Linked DNA regions of Homo sapiens: region 2 is linked to region 1. Evidence: chromatin contacts called from ENCODE Hi-C or POLR2A ChIA-PET data. All regions are on one chromosome and are shown on one strand. The core of a region is the stretch at or near the end of the contact, and the rest is flanking DNA. Distances in the headings are between cores, read along the strand shown. Region 1 holds the start of NEBL (nebulette). Region 2 has its middle 96 kb from the start of NEBL-AS1.

Region 1 (2,880 bases), core at 273-2,772:
CTAAATTGTGATTGGATGGATGTAAAAGGAAGTAACAGACAGAGTAGTTAATAACAGCTAACATTTATGGAGTACTCACAATGTTCCAGATAGTTTATTCAGCATTTATATGCATTACCATTATTTAATCTTATTATAAATGTTACAGCTGAGGGATGGAGCCAAGCCAGGTTCCATAACCTTCCCAAGGTTACTGGGGAGTCAACCCAGGCAGGTTGACTTTGGAGGATGTGCCAGACCACTACCCTCCTGCCCAGGACTGACTTCCGTTAGAAAACAAACGTGCAAAACATTCTGATCATTTTGCTTATTATCAACAACAGAAACAACCAGTATTGTGCTCATCTCTCTAAATGAAGACACAGGCACATATTCACTTTACAGGAGTTACCCTTTCTCTGGACCAGCAATCCTCTTAGAACCGCTAATGAGGATCATCTAAATTCTCATCCCTGGTGAGCAACATTTTTCCTTGTACTTCTTGAATTCTAGCTTACATATTTAACATAAAATTATATGTTCAATCATTCAATAATTCTGGGATTCCCTTAAAGTGTAATATCAACCAATCCCAGTTACTAAAAAATGTCACAACAAAAATACCCCTTGCACTAATATCCTTGCACTAATATCAGGGTTCTTAGCAAGCAGGTCAGTAATCAACAAATCCTGAATTGTAAATAAATATTATATGCATATATATATATATATATATATATATATATATATGCATTTTCCTGTTCTGGAAGACAAGTCCATTCATTAGATTGTTCAGAAGGCCCCAAAATGTTAAAAAAATGACTATTCATTTAGATAGAGGGCCTCCCAAGACAAATTACATCATTATATTCATTTTAAAATCTTTGGGGGTTCTCAAATGGAATAAATACTGCAATTCAATGCCTTATGATTTCATGCCAGCGTGACAGCAAAACTCATAAGGGACAGGATTCTGGATTAAGAATGAGGAGACTTGCTCTAGCAGAAATTCTCTGTATAGGTGACCTTGGGGAAATCACTGAAAATTTCAGGACTTTGTTCCATGATCTGGAAAGTGACTGTGTTTTAAAAGGTGATTTCAGGGTTTCCCCCACAGCTCTATGACTCTATAACATAATAATACCACAGGTGCAATGCAAAATAAGACAAAAATTACTCCAGCCACTTACATCGCTAATGAGTTCCGTGCATTTTCTGGCCAATTCCATGCTTAAGTCTTCAATAACAGGCTTATAGAAGACCTATTTGAAAAAAAAGAAAAGAACAGAAAGAACATTTTTCTCATTGTCAATTTAGAGGAACAAACGCTGGTCTGAGTATGTGTTTTCTCACTCACCTGGTCTTCTTCATTTTCTTCTTCCCCTATCTTTTCTTCTTCAGTTTCATCTTTTATATCCTCAAATACAGGGACCCTCATTTTTACCCTTTAAAATATTTATATTTTTAAAATTTACTCATGTGGCGTCCTTTTCCATACCACAGTGCCCTTGAGATGCTGACGTCTCTGGTGCTCTGGCAGAAATGCCCTTGCCCAAGCCTCAGCCCTATTTAGCCCACACTTCACTCCTTATCTCAGTGGTGTGTGAGTGAACAGAAAAGGATCCCAGAGGTCTACCAGGCTGGCCTCACAAGTGGAAATAACATATTCTTAAGCAAAATTTGATTTTATGAACTTTTAAAGTCAACATTTTTTCCACTGGTTAAGAAATCCAAAAGAAAAAATTTATTTATCTTTTACTAATTCTATTCATTCATAAAAGAGCATAAAAAGGACTTAGAGATTCTGGGAAAACTACTCAGCTCTAACACTCAAGATAGCACAGTCCAAAGCCTGTTATCTCAAAGATTCCTTGTCTCTGTCTAAATAAAGCTTTCACTGGAATGTCAGACTTCCTTCTGACTTGGGGTAGTGAATCTGGATCATTCAAACTCATTTTGTCAACCTAAATTATATGTTTTATCAGACATACCAGTACTTCTCACATCCTAAAAAATACCCACTTTATATTAGCTGATTAGAGGCTACTTATTTATTATGAAAAGCCCTTTGAACCACTTCAAAGAATCTATTCTGAGTTAATTATGACTGTTAGTATTATACTGGCGAGTATGGTATTGTATTAATTGTAAACATCATTAAACATGAGAAGTTGCAGTTAACATATGTTGATACATAATTTAACAATTCTGGAAACATCGTTTCAAAAATCATCATCATCATCTTTGAATTCTGCAGTTCTACTCATCATGTCAATTTTTACAAAGTCATTGGTGATTTGCATTATTACTCAATGGGCACCCCACATTCAGAAAAGTTTGGAAAAATAAACCATCACAATATTTATAATGTAGTGTATGTCCTTGGTTACGTAAAACCAAGGTTAAAAAAAAATTTCTCAAAACAAATATTTTAATGTCAATTCAGGCAATTCCAAGACTCCCTACAACTCACAATTTATTAATCTGGTTATGTAAATCCTAGGGTAAATTAATTTTACCAAGTCATAGCACATTAGCATTGGGCATAAAAAATACCCTACACTGAATAGTAATACTGATGATACAAAATACAAATTTATTAAAAATAGTATGTCATTCTAAGTAGCCAAGCATAATTTTTTCTCTTGATATCATATCTAGTTTTCAATGTACTGTAAAAAAAAAATGCCTTGGCCTTACCTAAACTGAAAATCCTGACAAGAAAAACATTCTACACAGTCATCACGTATAAATTATTTCTGAAATTGTGTTCCATGAGGCAAAAGTTCCACAAAAGATTCTGGGGGAAAAAAGCAGGTTTCTTAAACAAATATGTTTGGGAAATCTGTACCCCAGTCTCTGTCCCTGCCACTTAGAGATCTACAAGGCATATTGACATAC
Region 2 (3,089 bases), core at 271-2,770, 180 kb after region 1:
GAGGTTGCAGTGAGCCGAGATCGTGCCACTGCACTCCAGTCTGGGCAACAGAGAGAGACTCAGTTTCAAAAAAAAAAAAAAAAAAAAAAAAAAAAAAGAATTACCACACAACCCAACAATTCTACTTGTGGGCATATAACCAAAAAAAAACTAAAGTGGGAACTCAAGCAAATATTTATACATCCATGGTCATAGCAGCGTTGACCACAACAGATAAAAGGCAGAAGCAACCCACGTGTCCATCAATGAATGAATCAGAAAACAGAATGTGATATACACATATGATCAGCTACTATTCAACCTTAAAAAGGAAAGAAATTCTGATGCATACTACAACATGGATGAAACTTGAGGACATTATAATTGAAATCAGCCAGTCACAAAAGGACAAATACTTATATGAGCCCACTTATATTTGGCCCTAGAGTAGTCAAATTCATAGAGACAGAAACTAGGCAAAGGACTTGAATGGATATTTCTCCAAAGAAGATAGACAAATGGCCAGAGACAGAAAGTAAGATGACGGAGGGGGAAATGGGGGGTTAGTGTTTCATGGATGTGGAGTTTCAGTTGGGGAAGACGAAAAAGTTCTAGAAACATACATTTGCACAAAAATGTGAATATACATACTGCCACTGAACTGTCCACTTAAAAATTGTTAAAATGGTAACCTTTATGTTACGTATATCTTACCACAATTTAAAAATATGTTTAAAAATAGCCACCCAAGTCCAGAAATGACCTACAATATAATATTATACTCAAAATTAAGGTAAGTTATTGGGGTCTATCTTGGTTTTTATTCTGAACAGTACTTAAAACTCATGCTTAATCTACTTTTCTTCAAAAAAAATAAAAAATCAAAGGAATTGGGGGAAGAAAAGCTTTGTTCCTCACTCCCTTATATTTATTATGGAGCAAGGTACATTTTAAATTGCTTTTGCTGGCCGGGCGCAGTGGCTCACGCCTGTAATCCCAGCACTTTGGAAGGCTGAAGCGGGTGGGTCACAAGGTCAGGAGATAGAGACCATCCTGGCTAACAACATGGTGAAACCCCATCTCTACTAAAAGTACAAAAAATTAGCCAGGCATGGTGGCAGGTGCCTGTAGTCCCAGCTACTCGGGAGGCTGAGGCAGGAGAATGGCGTGAACCTGGGAGGTGGAGCTTGCAGTGAGCCGAGATGGCACCACTGCACTCCAGCCTGGGCGACAGAGCAAGACTTCATCTCAAAAAAAATAAAAATAAAAATAAATAAATAAATAAATAAATTGCTTTTGTTATTTGTCATTTTTGTAGTTAGAATTCAGCTGATGGTCTGTTGGTTCCTGATATCTTTTTCCCTTCTTCATTTTCTGTCCTCCCTTCCATCTCATTCATAAATCCCCTAGCACTTGCCCCTACCTCCCACACACCTAGGAAGTGGGAGGAAATCTCTCTACCCTGGGGTCAACATTGTCAGGCACAGCAGAACTGATAGACCTTTCAACAGCCCGAGCTATGGGCTTCCCACACTATTCATGACCACGAGAAAGTACTTTAGCTCTTAGAAAAGCAACACTACAAGAGCCACCATATCAAGTCCGATGGATACTGCAGAGCTGGCTGTCACAGGGACACTGAGACACCTTCCAGAGCACGGATTGACTCTCAATACCAGATTATTCTGAAAGCTGGGTTGTGTGCAGAATGGACGGGAGGAGGAGATTGGAAGATGGAAATGCATTCTATGGGGGATCGAAAATAAAAATAATGGGGAAAGCAACAATCAAAGCTGGAAGCTTACCTCAAATTAGTCCTAAAATGAACACAGCAGCATGAGTACAAAATAGACTCTTTCTAATGACAAACAAATGGACCAGAATGAAATGGATTTTTCTGTATCCTAAAAATCTTGGTATTTTGTGTTATTTACAAGGTGTTTAACAGCCAGTAGAATGTATTCTTTTTAAAGTAATAAGCCTTTCAAATTATTACAACGAACACTTTTATGATCAGAAAAAGAAATACTCTAAATAAAAAACAAAAAGGTTACAGACTGTAATAATATAAATGGTTTCCTCTCCTAAATAGAGTCGTGTATGTTGTCTATGCTGTTTGCCATCGTGTACAGTATTTGTCATCCTGAGTTTCACTCCTGGTTAATACACTTTGGAAATCTTCTTGAATCCCAACACACACAGCCCCCATCCCTCAGTTTTTATAAATGACCTGTATACACGTATGCAGAGGTATCTACTCCTATGACCTGCTCATTTGAGTGGGACTTTAAAGGTTTTGATTGTTTAATAAAGAAAAATCATGTATCCAAGCTCTACAACATGCCAGAAGAAGGTATGTCTACAAGATCATTCTCTCTATATCCACCCTAGGAAAATATACTTGATCTTATTTTTAGAAAGAAAAAGAGTAAGAGACAGAGATATTTGGGCAAAGCACTAGAAGTTGCAGTCTTAGTGTTTCAACTTGCTTATTAGCTGGCTGCCACTTGGTGGCACTGTTGATTCCAGTTTGCTCCCAGATCCAGGGGATGAGTGTATCCACTGATCCAACCTTAATAAGCACGTGCGGCTCCTGCCCCATGAAGAACTTCATTAAGCCCTGACAGCCTTTATAGAAACATCAGAATGTCTGTATTTCTACCACCTCCAGATCTAAATGACAAATGGCACAGCAAATGCCCTCCTCTTAGGACTTTCCCTAGCTTTTCCTCCAAAGGAGATATCCAACCTTTCCTTCCAGGTGTCTGTCTCAGCCTCTCTCTCTCGGAAACCTTCTCTATTAACTATAGCCAGAGCCTCCCATGGGACATGGCAAATCTGGGAAAGTGTCCTGGGTGCATCCTGGTGGAGGGGATAACAGGGCAAGACCAGAAAAAGAAAGAAAATGAGGAGGTGAAGAGGCAGTAGTACCACCATCTTGAGATTTTAAAAAAATACAAGATAAAATGCAGGGAGCACAAATCTTTGGTAGGCTCTCATTTCTGTGATTTATTTGGCAGGTGCTTTCATCTAAACCTCCCAGCACACCTGTGTGAGGACCTTGTTTTGGAAGTGAGAAAACTCAGGCTCACAGGGCTTAAGTAACTTGC

Evidence for each region. A loop is a pair of places that touch in the nucleus more often than their neighbours do. ChIA-PET counts read pairs that join two places held with the same protein, here RNA polymerase II (POLR2A). Pooled maps may share reads with other maps.
Region 2: a map of heart right ventricle shows a loop between it and region 1 (4-fold over the local background). The contact joins the enhancer-like site here to the promoter of NEBL in region 1. A Hi-C loop is called at or near these places in 17 of 168 maps with a recorded cell type or tissue (Right ventricle myocardium inferior, cardiac septum, heart left ventricle and 4 more) and 13 of 50 pooled maps. POLR2A ChIA-PET finds 5 or more read pairs at or near these places in 1 of 52 experiments (activated CD4-positive, alpha-beta T cell).

What each region holds. Positions count from the first base shown.
Region 1 is chr10:20,895,789-20,898,668 of GRCh38, forward strand. It overlaps NEBL (nebulette), which reads right to left and starts at 1,523. Exons shown (of 28, transcript NM_006393.3): 1 at 1,337-1,523; 2 at 1,170-1,241. The coding sequence starts at 1,417.
Region 2 is chr10:21,076,378-21,079,466 of GRCh38, forward strand. It overlaps a transcript of NEBL not described here. Among named protein-coding and RNA genes, the nearest start is that of NEBL-AS1, 96 kb to the right of the region's middle. Within about 2 kb of position 1,521, at least 2 of the 41 ENCODE cell types and tissues checked have a DNase peak (open chromatin) inside an H3K27ac peak, as active enhancers do; they include heart right ventricle, where a contact is called at or near this core.